Regions from separate parts of the Homo sapiens genome. Here region 1 is linked to region 2. Evidence: read pairs that join two places in POLR2A ChIA-PET (ENCODE). Cell type or tissue: Caco-2. All regions are shown on one strand. Links, peaks and the distances in the headings refer to the core of each region. The heading gives the core; the rest is flanking DNA.

Region 1 (5,396 bases), core at 184-5,183, 69 kb after region 2:
TTGCCGAGTCTTCAGGAAAGCATTAGAGGAAAACACACCCCATCTGTAGATGATAAAGTCTTAAAACAACGTGGTAAGTTGATTACTGATTATTTTCAAAGTGAAAGGCCTGATGAGCGTTCATAGCAAGAATAATGCAACTGACAAGAAAGTTTGGTTATTTCTGTGGCATGCAAAATAAAAGTTTTAGACAAAATGTCTATAGGGACAACTAGCCAATTTTCAATGTCTACAAGGACTATGATTAGCCAGTTTTCCATGTCAGTATGTGTTACAATTGATTAAAAAGAATGAAAATAATTTTTACATGTAATAATCTTGAGACAAAATATACCAAGAGTATGTTAAGACTATACCAATATGAATATTTCAAGAATATCAATTAGAGATTCAGCAAGTCTAGAGTGAGTCCTAAATATCTACATTTTAGTAAAACTTCACAGCTAAGTCTAACATGCATCCCCAGTTAAAAACCACTGGCCAAGAAGCTGCTAGTTTCAAATTAAATAAGTAATTTTGTGGCCAAGTTTCATATAATAAAATGATGACTGATTACCCTATAGGGTTTTTGACTGACATCATCAGACAACTACAACTGATAAGTATAGGAAACCTCATCAGAATTATTTCATATTATTTCAGTGTTTTCCTTGAGGTTCAAATATATTAAAAATAAAGGCATCGGCAAATCTCCGGGGACTTTTCATGAAGCACAGAATTTCTAAAGTGTTACATTGGTAACATTTTACCTATGCAAATGTGCAAGATTTAACCCACCTAAAGAAAACAGCATGATCGGTTCTTGCTCTCCCCCTCCCCCTCCCCCTCTCCCTCCCCCTCCCTCCCTCCCTCTCCCTCTCCCTCTCCACGGTCTCCCTCTGATGCCCAGCGGAAGCTGGACTGTACTGCTGCCATCTCTGCTCACTGCAGCCTCCCTGCCTGATTCTCCTGCCTCAGCCTGCTGAGTGCCTCCGATTGCAGGCGCGCGCCGCCACGCCTGACTGGTTTTCGTATTTTTTTGGTGGAGACGGGGTTTCGCTGTGTTGGCCGGGCTGGTCTCCAGCTCCTAACCAAGAGTGATCTGCCAGCCTCGGCCTCCCAAGGTGCCGGGATTGCAGACGGAGTCTCGTTCACTCAGTGCTCAATGTTGCCCAGGCTGGAGTGCAGTGGCGTGATCTCGGCTCGCTACAACCTCCACCTCCCAGCCGCCTGCCTTGGCCTCCCAAAGTGCCGAGATTGCAGCCTCTGCCTGGCCGCCACCCCGTCTGGGAAGTGAGGAGCGTCTCTGCCTGGCCGCCCATCGTCTGGGATGTGAGGAGCCCCTCTGCCCGGCTGCCCAGTCTGGGAAGTGAGGAGCGCCTCTTCCCGGCCGCCATCCCGTCTAGGAAGTGAGGAGCGTCTCTGCCCGGCCGCCCATCGTCTGAGATGTGGGGAGCGCCTCTGCCCCACCACCCCGTCTGGGATGTGAGGAGCGCCTCTGCCCGGCCGCGACCCCGTCTGGGAGGTGAGGAGCGTCTGTGCCCGGCCGCCCCGTCTGAGAAGTGAGGAGCCCCTCCGCCCGGCAGCCGCCCCGTCTGAGAAGTGAGGAGCCCCTCTGCCCGGCGGCCGCCCCTTCTGGGAAGTGAGGAGCCCCTCTGCCAGGCCACCACCCCGTCTGGGAGGTGTACCCAACAGCTCATTGAGAACGGGCCATGATGACAATGGCGGTTTTGTCGAATAGAAAAGGGGGAAATGTGGGGAAAAGATAGAGAAATCAGACTGTTGCTGTGTCTGTGTAGAAAGAAGTAGACATAGGAGACTCCATTTCGTTCTATACTAAGAAAACTTCTACTGCCTTAGGATGCTGTTGATCTATGACCTTACCCCCAACCCGGTGCTCTCTGAAACACGTGCCATGTCCACTCAGGGTTAAATGGATTAAGGGCGGTGCAAGATGTGCTTTGTTAAACAGATGCTTGAAGGCAGCATGCTCGTTAAGAGTCATCACCACTCCCTAATCTCAAGTACCCAGGGACACAAACACTGCGGAAGGCCGCAGGGACCTCGGCCTAGGAAAACCAGAGACCTTTGTTCACTTGTTTATCTGCTGACCTTCCCTCCACTATTGTCCTATGACCCTGCCAAATCCCCCTCTGCGAGAAACACCCAAGAATGATCAATTAAAAAAACAAAACAAACAAACAAAAAAAAACAGCATGATCTTCTCTCTGTAGGTAATGAATGAATAATACAATTTTAAAGTTAAGAATTACTCATATTGCTTAGTAACAAAAACAAAATCCAATTTATGTTAATACATTGAAAAATAGATACAAAGTTAATATTCAACACAAAAAAAGTGAGTTCTGCGTTAGATCTCTGCAGAGCTGCCACTAGAGGGCACTATAAACAGATTACAGAATAAATCCCCTGGACCTTGTCTTTTTTGGTACAGAGCTTGACTGTTGAATCTTAAACTGTTAGTAACAGTAAGAAGGTACACATCTTTGAGACTTGGTGAATGTGTAACCTCATATCTAGTTGCCACACCAGCTCCATGGATATTATTTAGGGGATTTCTGCCAGGGATGGAGGTGCAGAAAGTCATGTTGGAGGACTCCCTCTTGTGCAACATTAAACTAGAGCCTTCACCTCAGGCTTCAATTACTTTAATAGCTTTTCAAATATTATACTACATATATAATATAGTATAATATATCTATATTTCCTTATTAAACCTTAGGCTAAGTACACAAATGTATATTATTCTCTAATTTTCTATTGCATTATATATGTATATAACATATGTATACATTATATATATATAATTATATATATTATATATTAACATTATATATATAATATATATTATATATTATATATATTGTATATTATATATATTATATATATTGTATATTATATATATTATATATATTGTATATTATATATATTATATATATTATATATTTTTATATATTATATATATTATATATATTATATATTTTTATATATTATATATATTATATGTATATTATATAATATACATATACTATATATGTATATTATACATGTATACTATGTATAATATATACATAGTATACATATACATATATTATATATAATACAATAGCAAATTAGAGAATAATATACTTATTCTCTAATTTATGTACTTACCCTAAGGTTTAATAAGGAGATATAGATATTTGCTTCAGATACAATCATGGGTTGCTTAACAACAGAAACTTATTCTGAGAAATGCATCGTTAGGTGATTTCATCATTGTGTGAACATCATAGAGTGTACTTATACAAACCAAAATAGTAGAGCCTACGACACACCTAGGCCACATGGTGTAGCCCATTGCTCCTAGGCTACAATCCTGCACAGCATGTTACTGTGCTGAATACTGTAGGCAATTTAACAGTGGTATTTGTATATGTAAATATATCTAAACATAGAAAAGGTACAGTAAAAAGACAGTACTATAATCTTATGGGACCATGTCATATGTGTAGTCCATTGGCCAAAATGTTATCATGTGGTATACGATTGTATTTTTAAGAAATAAAAGACTCTACAGATACAACAAAAGGCTTTTGAACGCTCTCTCAGTTCTATTGCTTCCCTCCCTCTCTGTTTAACAATTTCAGATTAAACCACTATTTTGAAATTGATATGTGTACTTCCCACCCTATGTTTAATATCTACACTACATAGAAGGAGGTACTGTTCATATTATGTTCTATTGTTATGTTCCAAGGGACATTGTTCTTTCCTTCCATTTGGATTGTTTTCTTGATCCTTGCTACTGATTTGGAAATTTTTTGTTTTCTTTCTACTCTTTTAGTATATATTTTTGGGCTAGTAAACATGTTACATCATTTAATGACCTCAGAGTCTTAAATATGGTCTTCCCTACTCCCATTCTTCATGTCATCTATCATTTGTTCTTTTGTTTTTTCATCATTACTCATCACCTATAAATATTTTTGCCTTATGTTTGAGTGTTGGTAGTGGGAGGAGCATCTCTCTCCATCAGCTCAATTCACTGGGTTGTTGTAATTCCACAGATAACCTTCTAATTGGTCTTCTCTCCAACCCACTGAACACCACTAATTTTTGTGAAGTATAGTTTTTTCATTATACCTCTTTACCACCTGTGAACATTATACTACTTTCTAGCTCAAGTGCTCATTTATTATGTTTGGAACCATATAATATGTCCCATCCTATCCTTTCTAACTTGTCTCACTGTTTCCAACATGAATCCCCTAGTCTAGATCATGATCCTTCCTCACTGGTCCACAATACCCTGTGTTGATTGATACACTTGTGCTTTTTATTATGCCTATAGGCAATTCTTTCTCTTCTTTTTCTCTATCCTAATCCTATATTTCTTCCTAAATCTGTTTAAGGTCCAGTTTGTGAGAGAGTCTTATCCTAGTTACTCCATATCTATTCATCTTTATCTCTTTTCTCATCTTTTAAGACTCTAAAAGTCTATAATCCAATTTTACATTGATCATATCATCTTTTTTAAACCCTATTTTTTTTAAAGGATCAGTCCCTCTTGATTAGAAAACAGAGTTGGTTGTTTATTGGTTGTTTCGTTTAACTGACAGATACAATAAGTATTTATTAATTTGAGTTCAATTTTAAAACACTTTAGCAATTAAATACAAAACATTTGTATTCTGTTTGTAGAGAGTTTACTGGGCGAGCTCTGTCAGTGATTTCCAATTAAATCAGGGCTATCTCCCTTCCTTGTTAATTTACATCACTGTTACAGTCATTCAGATATCAAGTGAGAATGTATGCACAAGTTTCTGTGCTGTGAATCATGGAGAAAGGCAGAGACACTGGTTACAAAAGCCCACCTATCCATTAAATGTCACACACAAGAGGTGGTAGAATTTGGACTCAGACTGTCTCAGTTTGAATCTCAGTTCAACCACCTCCTGGCTATATGACCTTACCAAGCTCTTATTCTCCATGCCTTAGTTTGATGTATAAATAAAGACAAATGGCCAACCTCCTGGTGCAGTGTTCACTGGGAAACACTAATGGATACAGGAAAATAAATACAGTATGCCACCCTCCCCCATCTGAGTTTTCACTTGCTATGAACAACCACAGTCCAAAAATATTACATACAATAAGATATTTTGAGACAAACAATGTTCACGTTAACTTTTATTATAGTATGTTGTTATAATTCTTCTATTTTATTATTAGTTATTGTTATTAGTCTCTGCCTAATCTATTATATAAATTAAATTTTATCATAGGTATATATATGAAAAAACATAGTATATGTAGGGTTTGGTATTATTTATGGTTTCAAGCATCCACTGGGGGTCTTGGAATGCATCCCCCTCAGATAAGGGGGCACTAGTGTAGGTGTGTGAGTCTCCAAG
Region 2 (5,396 bases), core at 193-5,192:
ATCAGGCAGCAAGGACCTATGTCATCTATTTCTCCACCACAGCCTGGCTAGGTCACCATGTGTCATCAAACAGGAATATAACTAATTTTAATCAATATTTTATATATTTCAATTACATAGAAGTACAAACTTCAAAAAAAATTGCTTTGCTTGCAGAAGGGCTCTTGCTTTTCCTCCTTCTCCCCATCCAAATTCTATCTCATTCTTCAAGAACCAGCTTAAGTCCCACTTCCATGAAATCAATTCCTGTTGCTTCAGTCTACACCAAATTCTCATTTCTGGAAATGCTTTTATAGTAGGTTCACACCATAGAAGTTGGCGCTGAATGGCTCTTGTGTTTTGTGGGGTCTCTAAGTGTCTCCTCAGTAAATAGTTTGCCACTTCTGGCTGAGTTCTGAAAAAAATGAACCATAACCGGTAGTTGACCCCCAGAACCCAGGTTATTACCTTTATTATTGATGGAGGCAAATTGTAGGATATACTATAGAGTAAGGGCCAAACATACTTCCTAACTGCATTCAAAAATATGTGTCCTTTTCCTTGTGGGACTGCGCCCAATGCCACTTCACTCCAAGAAAGTTGCTCCACATCTTGCAGGGGAACAAGAATAGGGACATAAGAAGCCAGGCATATGTTTAAAAAAAAAAAAGTCCCCCTCCTGCAAACCAACAAGTGGAATGAAGGCCCATTCCTCTAGCAAGATCTTTCCATGTCAACTATAAATTCTTGAGGACAGGGCCTGGATTTTCAGCTTTGGATGCATTCTCTATAGTCCCTAGAATGGTATAGGTGCATAACATCTGCTCAATAATAATTCCAGGCTCTGTTCTAATCACTGTCTATATATTAGCTTAATCCACCATGAGAACCACCTATAAGGTAGCTGGTATTAACACTGATGTTTTATAGATGAAGAAACTGAGGCATCAATCTCTCATAGTCAACAAATGGTAAAGCTGGGATTTAAACCCAGTCTGGCTTCAGAGTTCATGCTCTTAACCACCATCCTATACTGTACTGATTGAATTTCACGAGCAGTAATGTTGGCAGAAATGGAGATTGTAAGAGTTCAGAAGCTGGATGGGAACCAGCCCTGCTAATGTCCAGTGAAGGCAAGCTCTGTAAGTAATAACTAGTGCTTAGACAATGTCATCAGTGAAGATCCTACAGCACATTTTCTTTTTACGACACTATCAGAAATTCTGCAAAATGATCCATTATGAACTACTCTATGTACTTGGAAAGAAGTTTATAATTCCACTTAAGGTACTACTGAAATAAATTTTAATGTAACATCTGGTCATTTGTGCAAAAATGAATCAAAATAGCTCATATTTGTCAAAAAAATCAAATATAATTTGATTTTTTTCTGGCTCTGATTTTTTTTTGAGACAGGGTCTTGCTCTTTCACCCAGGTTAGAGTGCAGGGGTGTGATCATGGCTAACTGCAGCCTCAACCTCCCAGGTTCAAGCAATCCTCCTACCTCAGCCTCCCAAGTAGCTGAGACCACAGGTACATGCCATCATGCCTGGCTAGGCTAATTTTTGTATTTTTGGTAGAAACGGGGTTTCACATGTTGCCCAGGCTGGTCTCAAACTCCTGGGCTCAAGTGATTTGCCTGCCTTGGCCTCCCAAAGTGCTGGGATTACAGGTATGAGCCACTTTGCCTGGCCCCGATTCTTTTGTTACTCATATGATTAAACTGCAATTTTTGGCATAACAGAAGGCAAGGACATTTTCCTTTATTTCATTGTTTTACAGAATGGCATGAAGGCTAAATTCTTATCCAAGTATTAATTACATTTGATCTCATAGCTTTACATTGCACTTCTGTGATCAATTTCAGGCTGAATCCTAAGTAAGGGAGAAAATGTATCGCCTTTAGGCATTTTGCCTGTTTACCACTAGAGGTCACTACCTAGTCTTTTATCTGTGAAAACCGAGGCCTAAATGTTCGTTTTGCTTCATTCATGTCATTCATGTTTATGAAGGAGAGGCATGAAAATTTGTTACAGCATGTCTCAGACTTATTGTGAAATTATCTAAAGTAGAAATAAGTTTCAAATCAAGCTGGTTAATCAGCTTTATTTGATGTTGACTACCATTGATTTAGGGCCTACTGTGGGCAGGTTCTGTGCTAGGTGCCTTATATATGTTGTCTCTGAATGCTGCAACATTATCCTCATTTTACAGATGAGGAAATTGAAGCTCAGCAAAGTCATAACATCACACAATTGCACAACAAGGACTTAATTCAGGTTGTGAACCCAGCTCAGGACTGGTAAATAAAAAAGGGAAACTTAGGCCGGGCACAGTGGTTCATGCCTGTAATCCCAGCACTTTGGGAGGCCAAGGCGGGCGGATCACATGAAGTCAGGAGTTCGAGACCAGCTTGGCCAATATAGTGAAACCCCGTCTCTACTAAAAAAAAAAAAAAAAAAAATTACCTGGGCGTGGTAGTGGGCGCCTGTAGTCCTAGCTACTTGGGAGGCTGAGGCAGAAGAATCACTTGAAATCGGGAGGTGGAGGTTGCAGTGATCCGAGATCGCACCACTGCACTCCAGCCTGGGTAACAGAGTGAAACTCTGTCTCAAAAAAAAAAAAAAAAAAAAAAAAAGATTAAAAAAAAAGAAAAGAAAAGAAGAATTAGCCAGGCATAGTGGTGCACACTTGTAATCCCAGCTACTTGAGAGGCTGAGGTGGGAGGATTGCCTGAACCTAGGGGGCAGAGGTTGCAGTGAGCTGAGATTGCACCGCTGCACTCCAGCCTGTGTGAGGCTCTGTCTCAAAAATAATAGTAAAGTGAAAAGGAGAAATTTCCAATGATGCCTGACCTGAAAAGAGGTCCAAGAATATTTATTCTACCTTGTAAGACATTTGGCAATTCACCATGATGATGGGTGGGTTAAACAGAGTTGAAGAGGAATACTATTAACAACTCTAAATGGAATTTACAGCTAAACAGATTCTAGCAAAACAGCCATCTAGCTGCACTAGAAATTTCATTTTAATTCGATTAAAGCTAATTTGTCCCCACATTTTTTATTTAAATGTAATTAGTGGATAATTTAAGGCGTCTGATGTTACAAGACGTTTTAGCTAATAAAGGAGCTGTGTTTCTGCCTTAGACCTTCATCTTTCTTAGGTGATAAAGGTATAAGTGTCCATGCCTAGGAAAGAGACCATGTTTACATATGTCTATGGGTCTTGATAGTACATTTTCTGGCATAAAATTTTGTTGTAATGACTTTCTAGTTTTTTTTTTATTTTTTCTATTTTTTTTTTTTTTTTTTTTTTTTTGTTAGAGATGTGAGGTCTCACTACGTTGCCCAAGCTGGTCTCAAACTCCTGGGCTCAAGCAATCCTCCCACCTTGGCCTCCCAAAGCGTTGAGATTACAGGTGTGAGCCACTGCTCCTGGCCCTGTGACAACTTCCTGTCTTTCCACAAACATGGCTGCATTTGGCAGTGCAGTGTCACACTAAATAATGACTCCATTGAAGTGGATCAGACATGTACTTTGTGCCATCAGTGTTAATAAACATCAGTTCTAGTATTGTGCTGAATCTGAACCTATTCACTGAGATCATAATGAGCTTAGAATTATTCATTATAATGCCCTTGTATTTCCTGGTCTAGGGCTGTTTAATAAGATACTACTTTCATCTGAGGAGACGAATAAAATTTCAGTCCTGACTACACCAATTACATGCTTTTTTAAAAAAAGACAATAAAATTAATGCTGCATGAAACACATCCTACCCTAAAATAAAACTACTTAAACCTTGATCTTCAAGGATTTGAATAAAAAGCATACTATCACTGAGGGTTCTTTTGTATACAGGACCAAGAATTATATTTGTTCTGCAACTTTAGCCTACCAATGTATTATTATTATTATTATTTTTAAAGAGATGGGGTCTCACCATATTGCCTAGGCTGGTCTTAACTCCTGAGCTCAAGCAATCCTCCCAACTTGGCCTCCCAAAGTGCTGGGATTACAGACATGAGCCTCCACTCCCAGCCCCATGTATTAAGTTTGTGAAAAAAAAAAATCTGGGGGTAAAAACATACCTGGAGACTTTACATATTCCACACACTCATTTTATTTTATTTTATTTCATTTTTATTTTGTTTGTATACATTCTTATAATTTCAATTTTTTTTATTATACTTTAAGCTCTAGGGTACATGTGTACAACATGCAGGTTTGTTACATATGTATACATGTGCCATATTGGTATGCTGCACCCACTAACTTGTCATTTGCATTAGGTATTTCTCCTAATGCTATCCCTCCCCAATCCCCCCACCCCACGACAGGCCCTGGTGTGTCCACAGGCCCACCTATGAGTGAGAACATGTGGTGTTTGGTTTTCTGTCCTTGTGATAGTTTGCTCAGAATGATGGTTTCCAGCTTCATCCATGTCCCTACAAAGGACATGAACTCATCCTTTTTTATGGCTGTATAGTATTCCATGGTGTATATGTGCCACATTTTCTTAATCCAGTCTATCATTGATGGACATTTGGGTTGGTTCCAAGTCTTTGCTATTGTGAATAGTGCTGCAATAAACATACGTATGCATATGTCTTTATAGCATCATGATTTATAATCCTTTGGATATATACCCAGTAATGGGATGGCTGGGTCAAATGGTATTTCTAGTTCTAGATCCTTGAGGAATTGCCACACTGTCTTCCACAATGGTTGAACTAGTTTACAGTCCCACCAACAGTGTAAAAGTGTTCCTATTTCTCCACATCCTCTCCAGCACCTGTTGTTTCCTGACTTTTTAATGATTGCCATTCTAACTGGTGTGAGATGGTATCTCATTGTGGTTTTGATTTGCATTTCTCTGATGGCCAGTGATGATGAGCTGAATTCTACCAGAGGTACAAAGAGGAGCTGGTACCATTCCTTCTGAAACTATTCCAATCAATAGAAAAAGAGGGAATCTTCCCTAACTCATTTTATGAGGCCAACATCATTCTGATATCAAAGCCTGGCAGAGACACAACAAAAAAGAGAATTTTAGACCAATATACCTGATGAACATTGATGCAAAAATCCTCAATAAAATACTGGCAAACCGAATCCAGCAGCACATCAAAAAGCTTATCCAACACGATCAAGTTGGCTTCATCCCTGGGATGCAAGGCTGGTTCAACATATGCAAATCAATAAACATAATCCATCATATAAACAGAACCAAAGACAAAAACCACATGATTATCTCAATAGATGCAGAAAAGGCCTTTGACAAAATTCAACAGCCCTTCATGCTAAAAACTCTCAGTAAACTAGGTACTGATGGGACGTATCTCAAAACAATAAGAGCTATTTATGACAAACCCACAGCCAATATCATACTGAATGGACAAAAACCGGAAGC

The links. Peaks named below come from ENCODE experiments on the same cell type or tissue, not always from the same donor. Only the 100,000 strongest peaks of a DNase experiment are listed, where the experiment ranks them.
Region 1: POLR2A ChIA-PET joins it to region 2 with 12 read pairs; 5 of 35 experiments call an interaction of 5 or more read pairs at or near these places.

What each region holds. Positions count from the first base shown.
Region 1 is chr5:54,416,824-54,422,219 of GRCh38, reverse strand. No RefSeq gene overlaps it. Among named protein-coding and RNA genes, the nearest start is that of HSPB3, 36 kb to the left of the region's middle. In Caco-2, for the core only: a CTCF peak has its summit at 2,389 (motif pointing right); no DNase peak of the experiment used is centred there.
Region 2 is chr5:54,486,079-54,491,474 of GRCh38, reverse strand. No RefSeq gene overlaps it. Among named protein-coding and RNA genes, the nearest start is that of SNX18, 29 kb to the left of the region's middle. In Caco-2, for the core only: a CTCF peak has its summit at 1,933 (motif pointing right); a DNase peak (open chromatin) is centred at 2,724.